Linked DNA regions of Homo sapiens: region 2 is linked to region 1. The links are chromatin contacts, found by Hi-C or POLR2A ChIA-PET in ENCODE. All regions are on one chromosome and are shown on one strand. The core of a region is the stretch at or near the end of the contact, and the rest is flanking DNA. Distances in the headings are between cores, read along the strand shown. Region 1 holds the start of FOXN3 (forkhead box N3). Region 2 overlaps EFCAB11 (EF-hand calcium binding domain 11).

Region 1 (6,186 bases), core at 2,675-5,174:
AAAAAAAAAAAGAAAGAAAGAAAATATGGACAAGTATGAAAGAAGCACACAAAAAAGAAGTATCCCATAACTCTAACATTCAGAAGGAACCACTATTTTAGCCTTTTTTCCCCAATTTTTTTTTTTCTTAAACAGTCTTCATTCTGTTTTGTATGAATTACTGCAATGATTTCTGAGTTGTTCTGCTGGTTTTTGATCTTCCAGTTTCTCTCTTCCTCTCCCGAAATTCATCTTGGATCCACCATCCCCATTTATCTTTTTTTTTTTTTTTAATTCGTATCTCTGATAATACAACTTCTGGGCTCAAAAATATTCAGTGAGCCACCTTTGCCCTCTGACCTTAACACATATAAATTGCTCACCCTGCTATTCAAGGAGTTTGGTGATATGATGCTTGCACTCTTACCCACTAATCTGTGTGCTCTTTAGGGACAAAGACCGTCTATCTCTGGCAGCTAACACAATGCCATGCACTTGGTAGGCACTCAGCAAATATTTGTTCAGTGAATGAGTTCCTCTTCTACTACAATCAAGTCAGATTTGGTAATTCTGTGCCATCGATTTCTCTTGGAACAGCAGTTTGTAAGCAAAATCATCCCCTTGTGCTTTCTCAAAATACACATATCCAGGCACCATCCTAGAAGACTCTAGTTGGTTAGGTGTGGCTTCTGGATGGTTCTGATGGGCATCCCCAGGTGAGAAGCTCAGGTCAAGAACACCCCTTCCCCATTTCCACAGGTTAAACAGCAACCCACCCTTATTAGATATCCCACTTCCAAAGTCATCTCCCCTCCCTTCCCCAGATGTTTCACCATGTCCCTTGTCTCAGCTGTTAGCAGTAGGGAGTGGTGGGGGGCCATGCGCGTAGGGGAGTCATGTGACTCAGGCTAGGCCAATCGCACTATTTCCCTGAGAAGTTAAACTATGTCATGGAAGGCTTGAGGCAGTTCAAAGGTGGTGGGTGCTAAAAGTCAGAAGGCCTCAGGGCTTGCTGCTGGCAGCCCTGTGTGGTTATCATTGAGCAGAGGAAGCCAACCTGCAGGGTAGAGAGTGGAGTCACCTATAGAGGGAAGCACGAAAGGAATATGGTTCTGTGCAGGCCAGCGGTGTGTGCCTGCCCAGCCTCCCCGTATTTCCTCTCATATATCCTTTGTACTGGAGTCTCTTTGCAGGATCCCTCCCCAGAAGACTGTCTTTCCAGGCCTGCCTCGGACTCTTCCTATTTTGGGCAGTCTCTCAGGTCTTCCCGACTGCACCTGCTCACCTACTCAGTTGTACTGCCTCAAGGGGGGCAAGGTATATCGGGTTTTATACTTAACTATTCCATAAATAGCCATGCTGCTCTAATAACCAATACAGTGTGTGTGTAGGGGGATTAAAGTTCTTGACCAGAGAAACATTTAGCAAAAGAATGCACAAAACATCAAGGGAGGGGCGCTCTTCTCCTTGGAGGAGGAACTGAGGTCCCACGCTGATGGGGGCAGATAAGCCTGGAATTGAGGACTTCCAGCTCCCAGATACTTATGTACTCTCCAGCCCATGCTCAGATGGGGCTGCAGAATGGTCCCATCAAGTCCTCTATCAGGAAATAAGTGTTTCTCAAAGTGATTTCTAGGGCACATATACAATTCGGCTGTTAAATGTGTTTGTAAAACAGTGTAGACAAGACATTAGACAATGCAGCTTGCTTATTTGTGACTTCTCAGGACCTAAGACGCAAGGGTCCTTTCTGAAAGTTCATGGGGAATTGTGAATGGGGTTGTTCCCAAACAAATTTGGCCCCTGCACCCTAGGTCAGGAAGCAAGTCCCAGAGCTGAGGTTCTATGGAATTAGAAGGTGGAAAAGGCCACATTAAGCCCTCCTTTGGCTTTCAGCATTTTTTCCCCCATTTCAGATAGACCGACAGGCAGACATGTGTCCCCTGCTGTCCACATCAGGCAGGGCTGGTCCACCACTTCCTCTTCAGGGTGACACCTTCTCACATCTCTTGCTGCAACTGTAATGGGAGAGAGAAATTAAGAAATATGTTTGAGAATGCAAGAAGCAAAAACACACATGGAATGACATATTCCATGTACAATCACCTTTGGCTCACATCCCCTCTTTTTGAACTCTGAGAAAGCAGGAGGGGACTGGGGCCGGTGAAAATAAGGTGCCACCTCTACTTAATATAAAGAGATTTCTGGCTATTGTGTGAGTGTAGCTGGGGGACTTGGGGGTGGGGTTGGGGGCTGGGGATGGAAGAGGAAGATGTAAGGGGGCGACTTCGTCCTCTCTAGGCCAGCAAGGGCTTGGACAAAGGTCTCTGGCCTTGGTTCCTCTGGCGGAGAATAAGCACCCTCAACTGACGCGCTGATGGAGGGGCAGGACCTGCATTAGCCGGAGCTACAGGAAAGCAGGGTACACATTGTCTCATCCTGGCTTTGTTACCACTTCTAACCCTGAGAATCTCTGGCGTGAGACTTCAAAGATCATCTGACTTGTCTCTGCCACCTTGTGCCTTTTGCTTAGTGACTTTGGGTAGGTCGCATCAAGTGCTCAGTAATCAAAGGGGTGGGGCTGGATGACCTCAGGCTACCCCTGGGCTTCCACCTCCTAATTGTCTCCAGATGGGGAGATGCCACACAACTTGGAAGTAGTAAGGTCTCCGGTGAGTCTGAAAGGCACATCTTTGCTGAAGACTTGTCACCTGCCCTCTTGAACCTTTGTTAGGGGGAATGACTCTCAGATTGGGGGGGGGGGGTCTATTTTTTGAGACAGAAAAAATTTTCAGAAGCCTAACTGGTGTTTCCCTTAGTCCCTCCTTTTGGCTAGGTTTAAAAGTACTGCATGCTAGAAAGCTTTCTCCAGGTCTACTCGCTGTTTTTTTCTGTAGTTTTCAGACCGCTCACGATGTCCTGTCCACTGGCTCAGGAGGGGGTGGCAGGAAGGGTGCCCTGGGCTTCTCCTCTGTAGAGGAACCAACCAATTTGGCTACCTGGGAGTAATGTGCAATCACATTTTTATTTTTGTCACCACCAGGGTGTCCTGTTGGACTCTCTCCTCTCATCCTCTCCCAAGGCGGCTGGTTGGTGTGGCTTTAGCAGTGGGTGCTATTATTTGGAGGTGCCTAGAGACTTAGAGTGGTGGCTGCACCATTTCGCTGGGTGGCTTGCGAATTGTCAGTCTGGTTCCTGAGAGCTCAAACTGAGATGGAAATGAGACCTGTTTTCTCTCTAGGCCGGCCGGGGCGTTCCGCACAACCCACTTGAGAGGCCCCACCGGCGTGGCCTTTAGGACGGTGCCTCTTGTCTTGTAATGGCCACCGGCCCTCCCTCGGGAGACACGCGGCCACCTGGGTGGGACGCTGCGGTGCTTACCTCCGGGACACGAGGTGGTCGCTGGGAGAGGGCTCGGAAGGCCCTGGGGGTCCTATCAGGACGCAGCACTGGGGAGACGTGGAATCTCCTCTTCTCACCCCCACAAGCCTCGCCCGCATCGTAATTCTTTTTATTTTTACTTTCGAGCCATGTAAGGCATGCAGATGGGGTAGGAGCGTTCCCGCGACACGTTGCCAGCAGCGCAGCGCCGGCCCGCTCGTGTGGCCGGAGCCCGGGGAGGGGACAGGGCACGCGCCGCCTGACCCACCTGCCCCACCGCCCACGGTCGCGGCCGCCCTGGGTCGCGGGACCCGCGCCGGTCACCCCCGCCCCGCGGGGCCCAAGAGGCGAGGCCGCGCGGCCCAGCCCCGGCCTCCGCCCTGGCTGAGTGCTGGGGCGCGCGAGGGGCGCGGGCAGGGTCCGCCCCGGCGGGTCAGTGCCCCGCGCCCCAGGCCGCTGGCGGCCAGGCCCACGTTTTCCCTTTCTCCGGCTCCCTCCGCCCTCCGCTCTGTCCCTCCCTCCGCCCTCCTCCCTCCCCGCGCTTCCCCTCCTCCTGCCTGGTCATGTGTCGCCTTTTTTTGTTTGCAGTGGAAACAATTTCTCGCCGCTCGGCGCGCCCCGGCCCGACGCGCCGCGGCGGAGGCGAGCGGGAGGCGGGACGGGGCGGGGAGAGCGGCGGGGCCGGCGGGAGGACGCGCGGCGCGCCCGGCGGACGCCGCAGGTCCCATGCCGCGCCGCGACCCCCGCGCCCCTGCCGCCCGCGCCCGCGGCCGCCCCCCGCCGCCCGCCGCCCCGGGCTCGCCGCGCCGCGCCCGCGCGTCCTTAGCGGGGCCACCGAGCGATGCCCGCCGGGCGCCCGCGAAAGTTTGTCGGCTCCTGCTGAAGGGCAGCGGCGCCCCCGCACCCCCGTGCCCCGCTCCGGCCAGGTGAGTTTGCACCCCGCTCCTGCCGGCTCCCGCGTGGGCTCGGGGGGCACCCGGGGCGGGAGGCGCGTCCGAGACGGTCCTGGAGACTACCTCGCCGCTCTGGGAAGACGAGGGACCCCGCAGGTCCTGGGGGGAGGGTCGGGTGTGGACCCCGGGAGCCCCCGAGCCGGGAAGTTGCCGGGTCCGAAGAGTTTCCTGCCCCGACGTGCGTGCTGCTTCCCGGTGCCTCGGTTTCCGAAAAGACGCCCGCAAGGAACAGAGTTGGTATTGTCTGCGGAGGACGGGGTCCCCGCCGTTCCGGGCCGGGGAGGGGGTTCCGATCAAGTGGAGACCCCAAGATGAGAAACAGGCTCCTAACAAAGATCACCCCCCGGCCAAACTGTGCAGACTTGGCACAGGCAACGAACGTCTCCGGAGACCCCCGAGGCCCGACCCCCCTCATCCCGGCCCTGTTTGAAACCCTCCTTGGGCCCTGGATAAGTTGGGGGACGGCGGGCTTTTATTGATTTGTTTTCGAGGCTCGCCGCGGTGCGGCCAATAAAAGGTTTATGACATCTGACCGGCAGTGAAGGTATGCGAGCTCCCAATTGCCCTGTATATGGGGATAAGAGCAGTTTCCCCCGTTGCCCGGCAACGCCGCTGATTGACGCGGGGTGCAGCCAATCGCCACTCCCGCAGGTCCCCTTGAAATGTTTTTGACAAGTACAGTAGACGAGAGTGAAGCGCGTGCGTGCGCGCGCGCGCGTGCTGGGTGGGCGGGGGTGACCCGGCCCCCCAAACTCGCTACTGCTCGGCTCTGGGAAGATTTCTTAACTTTTTAAAGTTCGCATCGAACATCTGTTCAGAGCTGGGCCAGTAATGTCTTTGTCAGTTATTTGGAGACCTTCTGTTTACTAGGCGAGAAACTAAGCTTTCTTGCCGCATTTTCTCCGTTAAAAAATAAAGAGGGTAACAAAACACAGCAAGTCATAAAAAAAACAAAAGAGGGTGTGTGTGTGTGTGTGTGTGTGTGTGTGTGTGTGTAGAGAAAAGTTGTAAGGAGGTCACCAGTGAATAACTATTTGCGTATCTGGTGGAGCAGCCTTGTTGGCAGCAGATTAAAAATGTTTGCTTAACTGCAACTCACATGATCCAGATTCTTTTTTTTTCCCTCTGAAACAGGAGGAAAAAAAGATTTGGCGAAATCTGTAGTTAGAGTATAATAATGGAAAACTCCTCAGCTGTGGTTTCTGGGAACTGTTTTTTTTTTTTTTTTTTTTTTTTTTTGGTTATTGTTGTTTTGTTTTGTTTTTACATGGAACTGTAGTGATCAGCAGCTCTTCACCCTGTTGGTATAAAATGCGGGATTTATAGGGATGCAGTGAGTGGTTGGAGAGTACGGGGTCCCAGCACAAAACGCACACATGATCCAAGGGTACTGAACTCCCATAACCCTCTCTTCGTGACAATGCCACTTTTTCTCCTAAAACCATATTGCTGGCAGTGTTTGTTTAAAACAAAAGGAAACATGGAGAATAGCGTGTTAGTTCCTCTGGGAAGCTACTGACAAATAAGCAAATTAAAAAGAAAGAGAGCAGCATGTTGTCATAGCAACAGTGCAATTAAATTACTTTACTGTCAGCCATGATATAATTTTCCTGTTTGGAAGCTCAGGAGACATAAAACTTTCATTTAGAGCTAAAGTTGACTTCAGTGGCTGGGTAGTTCTGTTTTATACTCTACTGTGGGCATATGCTGGTCATCAGAAAATTTTCTGATGGGATCTGAGGAAACTTTAAGAAAGACAAGTGGTGCTATAATTCGTTCATAAAGAAGTTAAAAGCAGGATCAGACCAGACTCTGTTGTATCCCCAAGCCAAAAGATGCTAGCTTGTTTTTTGTCTGAAATGTGTCAGGGTAA
Region 2 (6,343 bases), core at 2,818-5,317, 440 kb before region 1:
TTGTCGCCCAGGCTGGAGTGCAATGGTGCGATCTCGGCTCACTGCAACCTCCGCCTCCTGGGTTCAAGCGATTCTCCTGCCTCAGTCTCCCGAGTAACAGGGATGATGGGTGCCCGCCACCACACCCAGCTAGTTTTTGTGTTTTTAGTAGAGACAGAGTTTTACCATGTTGGCCAGGCTGGTCTCAAACTCCTGATCTCAGGTGATCCACCTGCCTCGGCCTCCCAAAATGCTGGGATTACAGGCATGAGCCACTGCACCTGGCCCTGAAGATATCTTTTAGTCCTAAAAGGAGCCAATAAAGGAAAAAGCACGTTAGAACCAGAGTCATAGGACCTAGGTTCTGTTCCCTCCTTTGGGGCTTGACTGTGAGGAGATCAACATCTAGAGTTCCTCAGCAATGAAGTGAGAAGACGGTATCAGAGGGCCAATTTGGTCTCATTCAAATAAAAAAGCTCAGAATGCATGGCTATACTATATATTCTGTCTTCCACTAATCAAGCCTACTGCATGGTATGACTCCACATTTGCAGACGTGATCAGAGTGTTCCTCATGCCCCCTCCTCTGCCTGTTTCCTCTGTCTATGATGGAACAGCCTTACTTCTCCCTTCATGTGCCCAACTCTCTTACCCTCCTAACCTCAGGCTACCTGTTTTTTTGGCATACAGTGGCATCCCTGGCACCTAGCACCTCTGGTACAGCTCAGGTGCTCCATAAATATTTGATGACAGAGTAAATGGACTGTGTTGTATTATTGTCCACCCTGGTGGTTCTCCACACTGACTAAACATCAGAAACAGAGATCTCCAGGTCCTACTCCCCTGCCTTTGGCATTTGAGTTTGTAGGAACAGGCCTATACATTCCTACTGTAAAATTCCGCCACAGGTCATGCTCATGTGAGAAACACAAGTCTCTCCTCCGTGAGTTCCTTGAGGAGGCAGACTATGGTTTCTGCCATTTCATTCCCATTCTGATTCTGGCAGAAATTAGATATACAAGAAATATTTGTGAATAAGAGAATTTAACTCTAGAGAAAAGTAATAAATAATAAATGAGAGGAAAATGCCCTTTCTTCTGTTTGCAGATCTAAAACCTTGGACCTTTAAAGACTAATTCACATTACCCATACCAAGTTATAGTTTTAAATAAGTGAAATTATGTAAGTGCCCAAACCACCAGATCTGATAAAATTCAGAGCTCATTGTTATCTAATAATTTTGGCTAGGACTACTCTGCTTTATTTGCCTGATTTTTACAATTTCGTGATAAGATATTTGCTTTCATTATTACTGCCTTACCATAGGCCTTATTTTAAATTGTTTCTTAATAAGTGACAATCCACCACTCTTTTGAGTCATATAATTCTAGTATTTTAAACTACAGTTTCTTTCTTTGGGGTGAGGGATGTGACGTGCTGAATAAAGGAGAACTAGTGTGAACTTCGGTGTTGCCACACCACCCACTCTTATGTATATCGTATTTCTATGCTCCAGAGAAAGCAATTAAGATAATTGTTTTTTAACTAAGAAAACTATGCCATCCTGAATACAAAAACCTCATCATTGGCCAGGCACAGTGGCTCAAGTGGGAGGCCAAAGCAGGCAGATCGCTTGAGCCCAGAAGTTGGAGACCAGCCTGGGCAACATAGGGAGACCCTGCCTCTACAAAAAAAAAAAAAAAAAAAAAAAATTAGCTGGGTGTGGTGATGCACACCTGTGGTCCCAGCTGCCTGGGAGGCTGAGGTGGGAGGATTACCTGAGCCCAGGAGGTTGAGACTGCAGTGAGCCATGATCACGCCACTGCACTCAACTCTGGGCGACAGAGTGAGACCTTGTCTAAAAACAAAACAAACCCTTCATCATTTATAGCCTATTAGCCTGTTGACCTGCATTTTAGTTATCTGTGGCTGAGTAACAAATTTCCCTGACACTCAGCTGATTAAAACAATAAACATTTAGTATCTCTCCAGTATCTGTGGGTCAGGAATCTGGGAGTGGCTTTGCTGGGTCGTCCTAGTTCATGTCCTCTCACGAAGTTACAGTCAAGGTATTGGTCATCTGAAGGCTTCCGAGGTGGCTCACTCAGATGCCTGCAAGTTAGTGCCTGTCTGCAGGAGGCCTCAGTTTCTTACCACATGGCCCTGTCATCAGGGCAGCTTGAGTGTCTTCACCACATGGCAAGAGAGCCAGGAGAGGGAGAGCCTAGAGGTAGCCCCATTGCCCACGTTTAGGGGAAAGGCTGTCAGGCTCTACTCTTGAAGGGAGGAACATCAAAGCATTTGTGGACATAGTTTAAAACTGCCACAGCCTGTACCATTAGATTCTGTTTGCTACCTTAGATGCTTTGTCCAGGGTCTGAAAGCATCTGTGATCCAAGTTATTTATGTAGTTTCTTCTCCATGAGTAGAAGCTGGATATCAGAATTTCTGGTTTCTACTTTATTATTTCTAGGGCCTACTTTCTTTTTATTCTCTTGTATAAGATAATGAGATACAGTAGTAAAAAAATCATGAAGTATTAGAATAAAAAGATATCATTTTCTCTGCACACCAGACTACAAACTTTTCCTGTCTAGACCATAATTCAGAACTTATTGTTTCTGAGAAGCCTTCTTATTGAAGGTGGAAAGAAATTTAAGAAAGCTGCCCAGTTTCTAGATGAACTGGTGAGGGCCAATTCCACAGCATTCACCTAGGATTAGAGGAGCAAGTGCCAGATATGACAGAGCTTCAGAGAAGGCATCTTACAGTTACTCAGGAGCTTCTCCAAAAATGGAACCAATGACCATCCAGCATTTTATTGGTGATTTTTTTATAGGAACTTTCAGAAAAAAAAGAAAGACCAGGTCAGTAACAGCTATAGGGTGTTAAAAAAAATCAACCCAAAGGCATTTATAAAGTGAGCCAGGCATCGGGAACCGTGTTTTTACATAATTACCTCATTTCAAGTAAGTTTTCTTTCAATTCTTCATCCTCCAACCAGTCTTTCCGTCTTCGTGCGTCATGATTATAGCACTTTTTGGTCTGTATCTGTTTGCCACTTGACTGGGAGTGCCCAAAGGGCAGAGCTGTGAAATGCGTCTTTGAATCCAGATGAGCAAGGCAATGCCTGGCCCTTAGTTGATTTTTATTATTTGTGGTTGAGTTTAACAAGCCTATAAGTAAATACCATTATCTTCTTTTTCTCTGTAAGAAAGATAACACTCAGAGGATTGGAAAACTTGAGTGCAGCCCATAGTTAGTAAGTGGCAGAGTTTGAGCTTCAAAGCCAGGTCTATATTTTCTGCTTCAGTTCACATGCACCCAGGAGAACTCTAGGAGGGAACTGTGTTGGGAGCCCCAAGTAGTATCCTTGTAGTTCTCAGCTAGGAGAAATTACTTAGGAGGCATTTCTGTCTTTGCCCAGAATGAATCACTGTAGTTTAAGAGACTGCCAAAAGGAAACAGTCTGTTGATTGGATAAAAGGGTCTTGAAAATAAGCTGGCTTTTGCAAACCATATATCTGATAAAGGTTAATATCTAAAATTGATAAAGGACTCATACAACTCAATAGTAGAAAAACAGATAGCCCAATTTAAAAATGGGCAAAGGTCCTAAATAGACATTTCTCCAAAGAAGACATAAAAATGACCAACAGGTACATGAAAAGGTGCCCAGTATTATTAATCATCAGGGAAATGCAAATCAAAATCACTGTGAGATGCTACTTCATAGCTGTTAGGATGGCTATTATCAAAAAGTTAAAAGATAACCAATATTGGCAAAGGTGTAGAGGAGGGAACTCTTATATACCGTTGGGAATGTACATTGGTACAGCCATTATGGAAATCAGTATGGAGATTTCTAAAGAAATTCAAAATACGGCATGGTGACTCATGCCTGTAATCCCAGCACTATGGGAGGCCAAGGTGGGCGGATTGCTTGAGCTCAGGAGTTCGAGACCAGCCTGAGCAACATGGTGAAACTCTGTCTCTACAAAAAAATACAAAAATTAGGCAGGTGTGGTGGCACGCGCCTGTAGTCCCAGTTATTTGGGGGACTAAGCCAGGATAATCACCCAAACCTGGGAGGCAGAGGGTACAGTGAGCCAAGATTGCACCACTGCACTCCAGCATTGATGACAAAGCAAGATCTTGTCTCAAAAAAAAAAAAAAGAGAGAGAGAGAGAAATTAAAAATAGAACTACCATATGACTCAGGAATTCCTTTTCTGGGAATATACCCAAAGGAAATAAAATTCACCACTTTGTAAAGATATCTGCCGATAATTGCAGCATTATTCACAATAGCCAAGATATAGAAACAACCTAAGAGTTCATTGCTGGACAAATGGATAAAGAAACTGTGGTGTATATATACGATGGAGTATTATTCAGCCTTAAAAGTGATCCTGACAGTTGTCACCACATGGATGAACCTGGTGGGCTTTATACCAGGTGACATAAACCACATACAGAAAGCCAAATATTGCATGATTTCACTTATATGTGGAATCTAAAAAACAAAAACCCAGTCAAATATACAGAGAGAATAAAACAGTGGTTACCAGGGCTGTGGGGGCATGCCAGGAAATGGGGAGATACAGGTCAGAGGATACAAAGTAGCAGATGTGTAGGAAGAACAAGCCTAGAGGCCTAAGGTACAACATGAGCACTACAGGTAATAAAATTGTGCTGCATTTGGGATTCATGTGAAATGAGTAGATTTTAGCTATTTTTGCCACAAAAACAAAAAAATGGGTAACTGTGCAATAGTTAGTTGGGATATGTTAATTTGCTTTGCTATAGTAACCATTTTCCTATCGGTATGTATCCCATATCATCATGTTGTATATGTTAAATATACACAATACAATGTATTCATTTATTGTTTGAGATGGAGTGTCACTCTGTTGCCCAGGCTGGAGTACAGAGGCACGATCATGGCTCACTGCAGCCTCAACTTCCCAGACTCAAGCAATCCTCCCACCTCAGCCTCCCGAGTAGGTGGGACTACAGGTGCACACCACCCTGCCCAGCTAATTTTTGTATTTTTTGTAGAGATGGGGTTTCGCCACGTTGCCCAGGCTGGTCTTGAAGTTCTGGGCTCAAGTGATTCTCCTGCCTCTGCCTCCCAAAGTGCTGGGATTACAGGCATGCCACCACACCTGGCCTAACATTTATTAAAAAAAAAAAAAAGAAGCTGTCCTATTCAGGCTACAAAAGAACTTTTGGTATTACCTGATGTTCTTCATTCTGTAAGTGGGACACTGAAATTTCCTCATGCCTAAAATGCTAAGTAAGGGAAAGTCCTCTTTTTTCTTTCCCATTTTTCCAGGGATTCTGACCTGGGTGATGCAAGAATTGAACATCGTATTTAGATAGGAAGTTGGAGCTCAGTAAATGAGGAGATTGTGTATCAAACCCCCGACCAAGCTACTGAGACTTCCTGATCACTCTTAAGAGGCCCCAATGCAAGAGTCTAGGCCCTAAGCTAAAGTAGTGGTGGAAGAGCAGGTGCATTCAAATATTTCATGTCTAAATCTACAGGATCGTGGTGACAGGATGCACGGTGGATGGACATGGAGAAGTTGAGGAGACCTGGGAGCCTGAGTGAATGGTAGCTCCATTCAGTATGGCAGGGGACAGGGGAGGAGGAGCAGGTGTGGGGTTCACTATGGGGGCAATTTGGGCTGTGTATTCAAGTATTTAAGGCGTCTTTTGGACAATTAGGGAAGATATTTTATCAAGAAATGTGCATTGAGGTTAGATGGCTCCGTGAAAGAGCAACTGTCTGGGGACATCTGGGAGACAGCTGGATCGTAGGCATGTATCTGATGATGTCCAGTTCATGGATTGCCGGTACTGAAGAGAGCCAACTGCTGCAGAGGACTTTCTTGGCTGTGTGCGGCTTTGTTGGGAATCTCTGCTGCTGTCTTTATAGCTTAGTATCCTGAATGAGGAGGGGAGCAATGGGCAGCCTCTTGCTAGTGGATGTGGAGAGGAGCTACCACATTGCCCTGTATGTAGGATGCGGGCACCTCTCTCTGCCCAGCTCTCCTATGGGTCATTACATGGAGCTTGCTTTTACTCATTAGGATTTGGCAATCTTAAATGCCTCTTTAAAAAAAATGTGTTTGTATCTGCTTTGAGATGTCATTTTTTTTTTTTTTGAGAGACAACCGCAAATTCATGCTTATCTTCTCGGGGGAAATACCTCTACTAAAACCATAGTTTGGCTTTTTCCATATGGGTGTTGAAACAGATGGTTGTAATGAGACCTCTCTAATTAAGCACTTGCTATCTGACTCTGAATCATTTTAGATGTGCTGGCACTCTTGCTCTCTCTCTTTTTGATTCAAAGA

Evidence for each region. Hi-C counts contacts between places; a loop is a spot of excess contacts on that map. ChIA-PET counts read pairs that join two places held with the same protein, here RNA polymerase II (POLR2A). Pooled maps may share reads with other maps.
Region 2: a map of PC-3 shows a loop between it and region 1 (2.2-fold over the local background). The contact joins the enhancer-like site here to the promoter of FOXN3 in region 1. A Hi-C loop is called at or near these places in 7 of 168 maps with a recorded cell type or tissue (IMR-90, PC-3, aorta and 3 more) and 5 of 50 pooled maps. POLR2A ChIA-PET finds 5 or more read pairs at or near these places in 3 of 52 experiments (BJ, activated CD8-positive, alpha-beta T cell and activated T-cell).

The regions. Positions count from the first base shown.
Region 1 is chr14:89,414,971-89,421,156 of GRCh38, reverse strand. FOXN3 (forkhead box N3) reads left to right here and starts at 3,924. Exons shown (of 6, transcript NM_005197.4): 1 at 3,924-4,286. FOXN3-AS1 (FOXN3 antisense RNA 1) reads right to left here and starts at 3,803. Exons shown (of 2, transcript NR_036500.1): 1 at 3,361-3,803; 2 at 1,364-1,997. RefSeq lists silencers at 3,543-3,832, 3,873-4,082 and enhancers at 3,778-4,072, 3,697-4,229, 4,230-4,763, 4,778-5,072.
Region 2 is chr14:89,854,005-89,860,347 of GRCh38, reverse strand. All of the region lies in intron 5 of EFCAB11 (EF-hand calcium binding domain 11), which reads left to right. Among named protein-coding and RNA genes, the nearest start is that of EFCAB11, 98 kb to the left of the region's middle. Within about 2 kb of position 4,067, at least 2 of the 41 ENCODE cell types and tissues checked have a DNase peak (open chromatin) inside an H3K27ac peak, as active enhancers do; they include PC-3 and ascending aorta, where a contact is called at or near this core.